Linked DNA regions of Homo sapiens: region 1 is linked to region 2. Evidence: chromatin contacts called from ENCODE Hi-C or POLR2A ChIA-PET data. All regions are on one chromosome and are shown on one strand. Each heading gives the region's core, a stretch centred on a gene start or an enhancer-like site at or near the end of the contact. The rest is flanking DNA. Distances are from core to core; before and after follow the strand shown.

What was found. Hi-C counts contacts between places; a loop is a spot of excess contacts on that map. ChIA-PET counts read pairs that join two places held with the same protein, here RNA polymerase II (POLR2A). Pooled maps may share reads with other maps.
Region 1: a loop to region 2 is called in a map of GM11168, with 2.8 times the contacts of the local background. The contact joins two enhancer-like sites. A Hi-C loop is called at or near these places in 5 of 168 maps with a recorded cell type or tissue (CD4-positive, alpha-beta T cell, GM11168, HAP-1 and 2 more), 10 of 37 single-sample maps with no recorded cell type and 11 of 50 pooled maps. POLR2A ChIA-PET finds 5 or more read pairs at or near these places in 1 of 52 experiments (OCI-LY7).

What each region holds. Positions count from the first base shown.
Region 1 is chrX:120,502,256-120,507,947 of GRCh38, reverse strand. It overlaps the pseudogene RNU7-68P, the pseudogene RNU7-86P and the pseudogene LOC124900489. Among named protein-coding and RNA genes, the nearest start is that of LAMP2, 36 kb to the right of the region's middle. Within about 2 kb of position 3,192, at least 2 of the 41 ENCODE cell types and tissues checked have a DNase peak (open chromatin) inside an H3K27ac peak, as active enhancers do; they include PC-9, where a contact is called at or near this core.
Region 2 is chrX:120,745,063-120,751,265 of GRCh38, reverse strand. No RefSeq gene overlaps it. Among named protein-coding and RNA genes, the nearest start is that of C1GALT1C1, 120 kb to the right of the region's middle. RefSeq lists an enhancer at 1,927-2,036. Within about 2 kb of position 1,990, at least 4 of the 41 ENCODE cell types and tissues checked have a DNase peak (open chromatin) inside an H3K27ac peak, as active enhancers do; they include PC-9, where a contact is called at or near this core.

The sequences.
Region 1 (5,692 bases), core at 1,943-4,442, 240 kb after region 2:
GTAGAAGGGGGAAACATGATCAGTGAAACAGGGAAAGAAGGAAAGAAGCCTAGAAAAAGTAAAGTTAATACAAAGCACAAAAATAACATTGGAGAGATAGTTCCAATATAACTAATCAAAAGGCCGCATACAAATCAGAAAGACAACTTACAGTCTGGGAGAAGACATTCATAGTGCATATAACCAACACAGGATTAATATTCAGAAAATATAAGTAGGTTTCATAAGTCAATAAGAAAAACAGGTAAGTTCAAAAACGAGCAAAGAATATGAATAGGGGATTCACAGAAAAGGAAACCCGAATGACCAATACATTAATAAGATCAATCTCACTATGGTCAGAGGAATGCAGAATAAAACTGTAAGGTATTGTACTTCACATGCATCAGATTACCAAAAATGGAAAAGCCTTACAGCATTAAATGATGGCGTGATGAGGAATGTAGTCTCATTTATGGTAGGAATATAAATGGGCACAACTACTTTGAAAAGCAATAGTAATATTTAGTAAGATCAAAGCTGCTGACATCTTATGACTGAGTAATTCTAATCTTAGGATATACATCTCACACTATGTTTGAAAAGAAATCTACAAGAATGTTTATTTCTGTATTGTCTGTAGTGAGTATTAAAAAAATGGAAACAAGCTATGAGTGTTCAACAGAATGGATGAATTGTGTTACATTTATAAAATACAGTGTTATATAACAGTTGAATGAATTAGTACTATATGTGTCAACACAGATAAATGTCTAAAACAATGGCGTGCAAAAAAGCACGGGAAAATACATCCACTGTGATACCATTTATTTAATTTTTTAAAAATTTAAAACTAAATTACTTTTTTAAAATTTAAAAATGTTTATAATATTTGAGGACACATATGAGACGATTTGCTTTACCTAATATCAACAAAGTGAAGAGACAACCCACAGAATGGGAGAAAATATTTGCAAACTGCCCATGTGACCAGGGATTAATAACCAAAGTATATAAGGAGTTCAGACAACTCTAAGAAATATAATCTATTAAAAAAATGGGCAAAAGATTTGAATAGACATTTCTCATCAGAAGACATATAAATGGCAAACAGGCATATGAAAAGGTGCTCAACATCACTGGTCATCAGAGAAATGCAAATCAAAACGACAATGGAATATCATCTCACCGCGGTTAAAATAGCTTATATCCAAAAGACAGGCAATAACAAATGCTGGCAAGGATGTGGACAAAAGGGAACCCTTGTACACTGTTGGTGGGAATGTAAATTAGTACAGTCACTATGGAGCACAGTTTGGAGGTTTCTCAAATAGCTAAAAATTGAGCTACCATATGATCCAGCAATTCTGCTGCTGGGTATATACCCCAAAGAAAGGAAATCAGTATATTAAAGAGATATCGGCACTCCTATGTTTCTCGCAGCAGTGTTTACAACAGCTAAGATTTGCAAGTAACCTAAGTGTCCATCAACAGATGACTGGATAAAGAAAATGTGGTACAGATACAAAATGGAATACTATTCAGCCATAAAAAGAGTGAGATCCTGTCATTTGCAATCACATGGATGGAACCGGAGGTCATTATGTTAAGTGAAATAACCCAGGCCCTGGAAAACTAACATCACATGTTCTCAGTTATTTGTGGGGTCTAAAAATCAAAACAATTGAACTAATGGACATAAAGAGTAGAAGGATGATTACCAGAGGCTGGGAAGCATAGCGGGGGCCTGGTGGGGAGGTGGGAATGGTTAATGGCTCCAAAAATAAAATGAATAAAACCTACTATTTGATAGCACAATAGGATGACTATAGTCACTAATAATTGTACATTTTAAAATAACTCAGTGTAATTGGATTGTTTATTAACTCAGTGGATACATGCTTGAGGGGATGGATACCTCGTTCTCCGTGGTGTGCTTATTTCACATTGCGTGCCTGTATCAAAACATCTCATGTACCCATAAATATACACACCTACTTTGTACCCACAAACATTTAAAAAAAAGAATAAAAGGAATGCTGTAAACAACTTTATGCTCATAAATTCAACAACATAGAAGAACCAATTCTACAAACTATAGGCCACAAACCACAAAAATCACAAATGATCAAAACTGAACCAATATAATCGGAATAGTCCTATAACCATTAAATAAATTGGGTTTATAACTATAAAGCTCTCAAAAAAATAAATCTCCAGGCCCATGTGGTTTTACTGAGAATTCTACCAAACATTTGAAAAAGATTTTACACAATCTCTTCCAGAAAATGAGAAGGAAACACTTCCCAACTCATTTTATAAGGCGATTATTAACCTGATACAAAATTCTAAGACAGTATCGGAAGGAAGGAAGGAAGAGAGGGAGGGAGGGAGGGAAAGGGAAGGAGGGAGGAGAAGGGAAGGGGGAGGGAGGAAGGAAGGGAGGAAGGAGGGAGGGAAGGAAAGGAAGGAAGGAAAGGAAGGAAGGAAGGGAGGGAGGAAGGAAGGAAGGAAAGAAGAAAGGAAGGAAGGGAGGGAGGAAGGGAGGGAGGAAGGAGCCACAGACCAGTATCTTTTGTGAACATAGGCACAAAAACTACTCCACAAAATATTAGCAAATAAAATATAATATTTTATATAAACGACTATACACCATGATCAAGTAGGATTTATTCCAGGTGTTTGTACTTGTCAGGGTTCTCTAGAGAAACAGAACCAGTAGGAGATGAAAAAGAGAGAGAGAGACACACACAAGGAATTGAGGAATAGGCTCATGGAATTATGGAGGCTGAGAAGTCCCATGATCTGTCATCTGTAAGCTGGAAACCCAGGAAAACTGTTAGTATAATTTAGTCTGAGCTTGAAAGTTTGAGAACCAGGAAGCCAGTGGTATAAATCCCAGCCAAAGGGCTGGAGAAGATGAGATGAGATGTCTCAATTCAGGCAAGCAAACAGGAAGCAAAAAGGGCAGTTTTCTTCTTTTTCCACCTCTTGTTCTATTCAGGCCCTCAGTGAATTGGATCATGCTCACCCACATCAGGGCAGGCAATCTACTTATTGAGTTCACTGATTCAAATGATAACCTCACCTGGAAACATCCTCACAGACCCAGAAATAATGTTTAATCTAAGCACCCATGGCCAGTCAAGTTGAGACATAAAATTAGCCATCACAGTACAGGCATACCTGGGAAATGACGCAGGTTCAGTTCCAGACCATCACAATAAAGCAAATATTGCAATAAAGTGAGTCACAAAAAGAAAAAGTCAGTGTTACAGCTTTTAGAATTTGTCTAGCAGGTTTTCTGGAAAACCTTCACAAAAAAAGGAGAAAGAGTGCATATAAAATGCTTATGTTGATACCATACTGTAGTCTATTAAGTGTGCAATAGCATTATGTCTATAAAACAATGTACATACTTTAAAAATATTTTATTGTTAAAACATGCTATCACAGAGACACAAAGTGAGCACATGCTGTTGGAAAAATGGTACTGATAGACTTGCTTAATGCAGGGTTGCTACAAATCTTCAATTTGTAAAAAACATAATATCTGCAAAGCACAGTAAAACAATGTATGCCTGTAGTCAAGCGTGGTTCAATACTCAAAAACCAATGTAATTCACCATATCGATAGGCTCAAGAAAGAAAATCATATTATCATATTCATTGACACAGAGAAAACATTTGACAAAATCCAACACCCATTTATATTTAAAAAAAAAAAAACCTTTCAGCAAGTTAGCATGATAGGGGAACTACCTTAACTTGATAAAAGGCATCTACAAAAACCCTACAACTAACATCACAGTTAATGGTGAAAGAGTAACTGGCTTCCACCTGTTTAGAAACCAGGCATGGATGTTCACTCTCATCACTCATTCAACATAGTACTGGAAACACAACACAATAAGACAAGAAAAAGAAATAAAAAGAACACCGATTAGAAAGGAAGAATAAATCTGTCCTTACCTGAAGATGGCATGCTTTTCTATATAGAAAAGCCTAATGAATCTACCAAGCAAATAAACAACAAAAATCCTCTACAACTAATAGGTGAGCTTGAAAGTTTGCAGGATTCAAGATTAACGTGCAAAAGCCAAATGTATTTCTATATATTAACAGAGAGCATGTGGAAACCAAAATGAAAAACACTATACCATTTATAATTGTTCCAAAGAACAGTACATACTTAGATATAAACTTAACAAAACACATACAGGATCTGTATGGTGAAAATTACAAAATACTAATGAAAGAGATCAAAGAAGACTGAAATAAATGGAGTGCCATAGCATATTTATGGATTAGAATACACAACATAGTAAAGATAGCAATTCTTCCCAAACTGATCTATAGATGTAATGCAATTCCTATCAAAATCCCAGCTAGGCTTTTTGTAGAAATAAACAAGCTTATTCTTGAAAAAGAAGAATAAAGTGGGAGGAATTACTGTATTTGATATTAAGCCCTAATATGTAGTTACAGTAATAAAGACCGTGTGATATTGGTGGAAATATAGACATACAGATCAATGCAACAGAAGAAAGAACGCATCTGGTTTTTTTTCTTCTTTTTTTATTATGGCAGAGTACATGTAACATATAGTTTGCTATTCCAACTGATTTTTGACAAAGATACAACAGCAAATCAATGGAGGAACAATAGCCTTTTTAACAAATGGTGTTGGCACAACTGGACAACTGTAAGCAAAAGAAAATGAACTTCAATCTAAATCTCACACCGTATTAAAAAAAACTCAAAGTGGGCCACAGACTTAGATATAAAATGTAAAACTATAACACTTTTAGAAAAAATATAGGAGAAAATCTATGGGATTTAGGGCAAAAGCATGATTCAAAAAAGGAAAGTCAGTGTTACAGCCCTTTTAGAATTTGTCTAGCAGGTTTTCTGGTTTTCCAGAAAACCTCCACATAAAAAGGAAAAAGAAAAAAAGGAAAAAGTAATAAATTAGTATGAATTGAGCATTTTAATGATTCTATTTTATTGCCTTTGTTGGCTTATTAAATATAACTCTCTGTTTTGTTATTTTAGTGGTTGCTTTAGGTTTTATAGTAATACATCTTTAACCTGTTACAGTCCACCTTCTTTTTGTTTGTTTGTTTTGGAAGCAGAGTCTCACTCTGTCACCAAGGCTAGAGTGCAGTGGCACTATCACGGCTCACTGCAACCTCAACCTCCCAGGCTCCAGCGTTCCTCCTGCTGCAGCTTCCTGAGTAACTGGGACCACAGGTGCACACCACCACACCTGGCTAATTTTTGTATTTTTTATAGAGACGGGGTTTCACCATGTTGGCCAGGCTGGTCTTGAATTCCTGGAGTCAAGTGATCCACCCGCCTTAGCCTCCCAAAGTGCTGGGATTACAGGTGTGAGCCACCTCTCCCATCCCAGACCTTTTATATGGCATTAATCCATTCATGAGGCCAAAGCCCTCATGACTTAATCATTTCCCCAAAAACGCCACCTCTTAATACCACCACAGTGGAGATTAAGTTTCACCATGAATTTTGAATGAAGCACATTCAAACCATACCACTATTGTTGCCATGCATTTTTTCTACATGTTATAAACTGCACAATACAATGTTATTATTTTTGTTTTAAGCCAAATATAAAGATTTAAATTATAAGAAAAAAAATCTTGTGCATTTTACCCATGTAGTTACCATATCCAGTGCTCTTCATTCGTTT
Region 2 (6,203 bases), core at 741-3,240:
GAAGGTAGTAATTCCCACCCCCACTGGCCAAATGGAAGGAAGGAAAAAGGAGAAGAGGGAGGGTGGGTTCTTGGGTGTGCACGGGCAACTCAGCAGGGGCTTGGGATGATAGAGCAGGTGGGAGGGTGGACCGGAGCCCAAGCATGGTTGGGGGATTGATGGATGTATGGGCAGTTTGAAAAAAAGGGAGACAGGCATGAGCAGGGTGGAAGAGAAACTAGTATATATGAAGCCCTTTTTTGTGTCAAGCACTGGGCTGGGTGCTTTCACCCATTCAACAAGTATTTTATTATTTATGCCTAAAATGTGCCAGGCCCTGAATTTGGCACTGATGATCCAGTCATAAGCAGGACAGAGAGATATGAAAGATATCCCTGCATTGCATTCCATTTCATGGAAGACAGACAATGAGAGAGATAAATGAGTGAAATGTTGAGTATATTCAATAGTGGTAAGTGCTGTGAAGTAAAATAAAGCAATAAAGTAGTATTTTCAGAGAATGCTGGAGGTGTGACCTCTATTTTAAGTAGGATGGTCAGGGAATGTGTCACTGAAAAAGTGACATTTGAGCACATAACTCACTTAATAGCTACTATATCAAGTAGATACTGTCATCCCCATTTTCTGCATGAAGTAATTAAGTGGGGTAAGTGGGGTAGGATATTGGGAGACACTCCTCCCTGGATCTCTTATGCTCCTATACTTCTTGTTGGGCATGCCAAGAATGCAAGGCCCTGGCAACTCTTTTCCAGGGACATTTCTCAGGGTTATATTAATAGTGGCAGTGAGAAATTTTCAGGGGTGAGGTAACATGGCCTCTGGGACAAAGAGTGGGAATCCTTACCGCTTGCTACAAAACTCTGGGCTCCCCAAGCTTAGTGTCATTGTCCCACAGCTGTGATGTAAACCGACTGCATATAAAGCATGAATTTGGGTCCCTCTGTGTCATCCCTATGGGACTTGGGGACAAGGGCAAGTGACACAAACTTGCTGATGCTCATGTTGTTTAATGTGTTGTGAGTAATACAGTCTGTCTCTGATCCAGAAGTCTTGTATTTTCTTCCAGCAATCATAAAACAGTAACAAGCTAAATTATTTGATTGTAAGTGGGGTAAAATCAAATCCAAAACCTGACAGAAATACAAGCTACTGAGAATCTGTGATGTGCCACACACCCACTTTTACACATTGCACATATATAGCGAACAAAATAGACAAAAGTCCTCTTTTATAGAGTGCACACTCTATGGGAGTGAACAGACAAGGGTACAAATAAATAAGACGATTAGAGATTGTGATCAGCACTGTGAAGGAAATAAGCAGGGGTAAACGACCGTCAATATCCTCATCTGTAAAATGGGGCCAATATTAATACCTACCTCTCAGGATTGTTGTGAGTGCCCAGCTCATGGAAAGTCTTCAACAAATATGGGCTTTTGTTATTATTTCTTTTTTCCTTCTCCCATGGAAATGAGGAAAGAAAATAGCTTCCTGCTCTACTTTGTAAGGGCTAAGGGTGGGGAGAGAGCTGCAGGAGAAAAGAGGCTATTGCCATCTGAGGAATTTTTTGCTGATCAATATCTAGGAACCAAGAATTTGAAATATTACAAACAAAAAAGAATTGGAATTATAATTATAGCCCTTGGAATTACAGCCCAACTCAATGATTTGGTGCACTCCTTTCACACAAAGGTATGCACTGAAACCACAGCCTCTGCTGAATGATTCTGGCCCCAGGAGCTCCCCTTCTCCTCTTCCCTTCTCCCAGTTGCTGCCCAGGGTCTATCTTGTCCAGGGCCAGCCAGGCAGGGCTGGGCTGTTGAGTTCTGTCAGTGCAGGATGTACAGAACCCTTGCAGACCCCTCTTCCTTCCCCTCCCACTTCTACCACCGAAACGCAGCTGCTTCCTCTCTGCCCCAGTGCTGATCCTGACAGCAGTGTCTCCAGCTAACTTCCCCCTCTTCAACCTCTCCCCAGCACCTGTGTCAACATGAAGCTCACTGACAGACCCCATTCCAGTCTAGATGCAGCAGACAGTAACAAATGGTGGTTGCCGTCATGTGAAGGGCTGGAGTCCTATTTTTCTTTCTGAGCCATCATACGAGAAACTATTTCAAGGACCCATTTTGTACCTTGAACACATCCCTCTCCTTCAATAACTCAGCCAGACATCGCCCTAATAGCTCTGTCTCCCTAAAGAACAAATAGCTAGCCTCCCATTTTTCTAACCCATTTGCTGCTGCAGTCCGTGTATGTTCAAGTGATGGTTGTTGATCAAGGGGCTAATTCACAATAATGATGGGACCTCATGTCTTTGTTGCAGGGTTTTCTCCCATGTATCATATTTTAAAAGCCTTTCTGAGAATTTTGGATTTTGTTTTTGGGTTTTTTAATTCTTTAATATATTTTTTTAAATTTTTATTTCAATAGCTTTTGGGCTGCAAGTGGCTTTTGGTTACATAGATGAATTATGTAGTGGTGAATTCTGAGATTTTAGTCCACCCATCACCCGAGTAGTGTACATTGTACCTAATGTGTAGTTTTTTATCCCTGCCCCCCCTCCCAGCCTCCCCCTTCAGAGTCTCTAAAGTCCATTATATCACTCTGTATGCTTTTGTGTACTCATAGCTTAGCTCCCACTTATAAATGAGAACATGTAGTTTTTGGTTTTCCACTCCTATGTTACTTCACTCAGAATAATGGCCTCCAGCTTCATCCAAGTTGCTGCAAAAGATTGTTTCATTCCTTTTAATGGCTGAGTAACATTTCATGGTGTATATATGTATATACCACATTTTTTTTATCCACTCATTGGTCGATGGACACTTAAGTTGGTTCCACATCTTTGCAATCGTGAACTATGCTGGTATAAACCTATGTGTACAAGTGTCTTTTTCATGTAGTGACTTATTTTCCTTTGGGTAGATATCCAGTAGTAAGATTGCTGGATCGAATGGTAGATCTACTTTTAGCTCTTTAAGGAATCTCCATACCGTTTTCCATAGAGGTTGTACTAATTTATATTCCCACCAGCAGTGTAGAAGCATTCCTTTTTCCCCACATCCATGCCAACATCTATTGGTTTTTGACTTTTTAATAATTGCCATTCTTGCAGGAGTACAGTGGTATCTCATTGTGGTTTTAATTTACATTTCCCTGATGATCAGTGATTTTGAGCCATTTTTGTTTGTTTGGTTTTGGTTTTTGTTTTGTTGTGGGCTTTTTTTTTTTTTTTTTTTTTGAGACAGAGTCTCGTTCTATCACCCAGGTTGGAGTGCAGTGGCTCCATCTCATCTCACAGCAACCTCTGCATCCTGGGTTCCAGCAATTCTCGTGCCTCAGCCTCCTGAGTAGCTGAGACTACAGGCATGCCCGGCTAATTTTTGTATTTTTAGGACAGATGGGGTTTTGCCATGCTGGCCAGGCTGGTCTTGAACTTCTGGCCTCAAGTAATCCACCCGCCTCGGCCTCCCAAAGTGCTAGGATTACAGGTGTAAGCCACCACGCCTGGCCTATTTGTATATCTTCTTTTGAGAAATGCCTACTCATGTCACTTGCCCACCTTTTAATGAGATTTTTTTTCTTGCTGATTTGTTTGAGTTTCTTGTAGGTTCCAGATACTAGTCCTTTTTCAGATATGTAGTTTGCAAAGATTTTCTCCCATTCTGTGGGTTGTCTGTTTACTCTGCTGATTATTTCTTGTGCTGTGCAGAAGCTTTTCAGTTTAATTAGGTTCCAATTATTTATTTTTGTTTTTGTTGCATTTGCTTTTGGGGTCTTGGTCATGAATTCTTTGCCTAGGCCAATGTCTACAAGGGTTTTTTCGATGTTATCTTCTGAAAGTTTTATAGTTTCGCGTATTAGATTTAAGTCTTTAATCAATCTTGGGTTGATTTTTGTATAACATGAGAGATAAAGATTCAGTTTCATTCTTCTACCTGTGGCTTGCAAGTTTTCCCAGCACCATTTATTAAATAGGGTGTCCACTCCCCAGTTTATGTTTTTGTATGCTTTGTCAAAGATCAGTTGGCTGTACGTATTTGAAAAGCCTTTCTGAGACTTTTGAAAGAGATCTTTATTATATGGACATGTACCCCTTTTTCTGTGATGTCTGGAACTGGGGTAGCAGGCAGTGGTCCAGGATTTTTCTCTAAACTGTGTGTACTTTGAGTTTCCCCAGACCTTGCCAGCCTGCAGGTATATAAAAGGTCACACAATCTCTCACTCTTCCAAATTTTGCCAGCTCTTGCCTTTATCTCTTATGCAGAATTTGGCCTCTATCAAAGGACCCCTTAATAATATTAGAGTCCCCAAGGGATGTCTGCTTCCTGCCAGGGGCTGCTCTTGCTGCCCTTCTATTTATCTCTTGGTGCCTGTGCTAAGCAACCCTGCATCCACTGGGCACTGCTATCTGCTGCTACAGCTGAGGCACTGGGGCCCTTGAAATGCCAAAGCTAGGCAATATATTATTCTGCATAGGGGGAAAAGATCTCTCTTCCCTTTGTGATACTTTTTGTTAGAGGCACAGCCAAACCGGCATGCTCATGTGCTGATGTCCTACTAAGGTTTTTTAAAGAGACGACTCTTCTCTTCCACCTCCTTTTTCTCAGAAGATGTTGAAATTATTTCAAAGGCAGCTGGACCAGAAGACATACACATCTGCATTCAGAATTTCCCCTTCCCTCCCAATACTAAGGATTTCTTACTGGATCCAACTTTCTGTGCCTGGTTTGTGTTTCCCTCAGAGTGAAGTACGTAAATCAAACTTCAATCCTGTATATACTCCAGCACACCAACATCACCTGTGTACTTTTTTGTCCTTCTCTCCACAACAGCTAAGTTTAAAAAGATGAGAAAAAGACAGTGCAAAGGTGAGGGCACACAAGTGGCCTTATGTCTAGTTTGCCGCAGTAGTAAAAGTTCTTCAAAGGCTGTATACTTGTGTCAACATCAAAGAACAAAGAAACATGTGTGATGGCAGTTTCTGGTCAGAAGCAAAATGTTTTCTGTCTCCTCACAAGAGAAGTTCAAGCTCAGGCAAGAGGATATTAATTAAAAGATTGCACAGGCTATTTTGAAATTGAAAAGGGGAGGAAGGTTCATTAGATGGCCTTTGTTTTGGTCACTTTGGGCTGCTATAACAAAAATACCATAGATTGGGTGGCTTAAACCGTAGACACTTATTGCTCACACTTCTGGAGACTAGAAAATCCAAGATCGAGGTTCTTGGTGAGGGTTCTTTTCCTGGTTTGCAGATGGCTGCCTTCTTGCTGTGCCCTCACATGGTGGAGGGAGAGATCATCTCTTTGTGTCACTTAAAAGGACACTAATCCCATTTATGAGGGCTCTACTTTCATGGCATAATTACCTCCTAAAAGCCACACTTCCAAATCCCATCTGCAATGCTTTAAATATTGTTTGTCCCCACCAAAACTCATATTAAGGATTGGTTTCCAACGTGGCAGCATTGGGAGGTGGTGCCTTTAAGAGGTGATTAGTTCATTAAGATGGATTAATGTCTTTCTCATGAGACTGGGTTAGTTCTTGGGGAAATGGATTCATTCTTAGCTTGCCTGTTGTGTTTTGCCCTTTTTGCATGTACTGACTTCCCCTTCTATTCTCTGACATGTTTTGATAAAGCCCTCACCAGAAGCCAACCAGATGCAACTGCCCAACCTTGGACCTCCCCGCCATCAGAACTGTGAGCTAAATAAATTTATTTGCTTTATAAATTACCCAGCCTCAGGTATTCTGCTGTAGCCACAGAAAACAGAATAAGACACCATCACATTGGAGATTAGGGCTCCAATGTATGCAAGTGGCGGGGGGGTGTTATATTAGTCAATTCTCACGCTGCTATAAAGGACTACCTGAGACTGGGTAATTTATGAAGAAAAGATATTTAATTGACTCACCGTTCCACAGGCTATAGAGGAAGCATGGCTGGGGAGCCTTCAGGAAACTTACAATTATGGCAGAAGGGTGATGGGGAAGCAGGCACATCTTCACATGGTGGCAGGAGAGAGAGAGAGAGAAAAAGAGAGAGAGAGAGAGAGAGAGAAGGGAGAAGTGCCACACACTTTTAAACTATCCGATCTCATGAGAGCTCACTCACTATCATGATAACAGCAAGGGAGAAATCCGCCCCCATGATCCCATCGCCTCCTACCAGATCCCTCCCCCAACACTGGAAATTATAACTT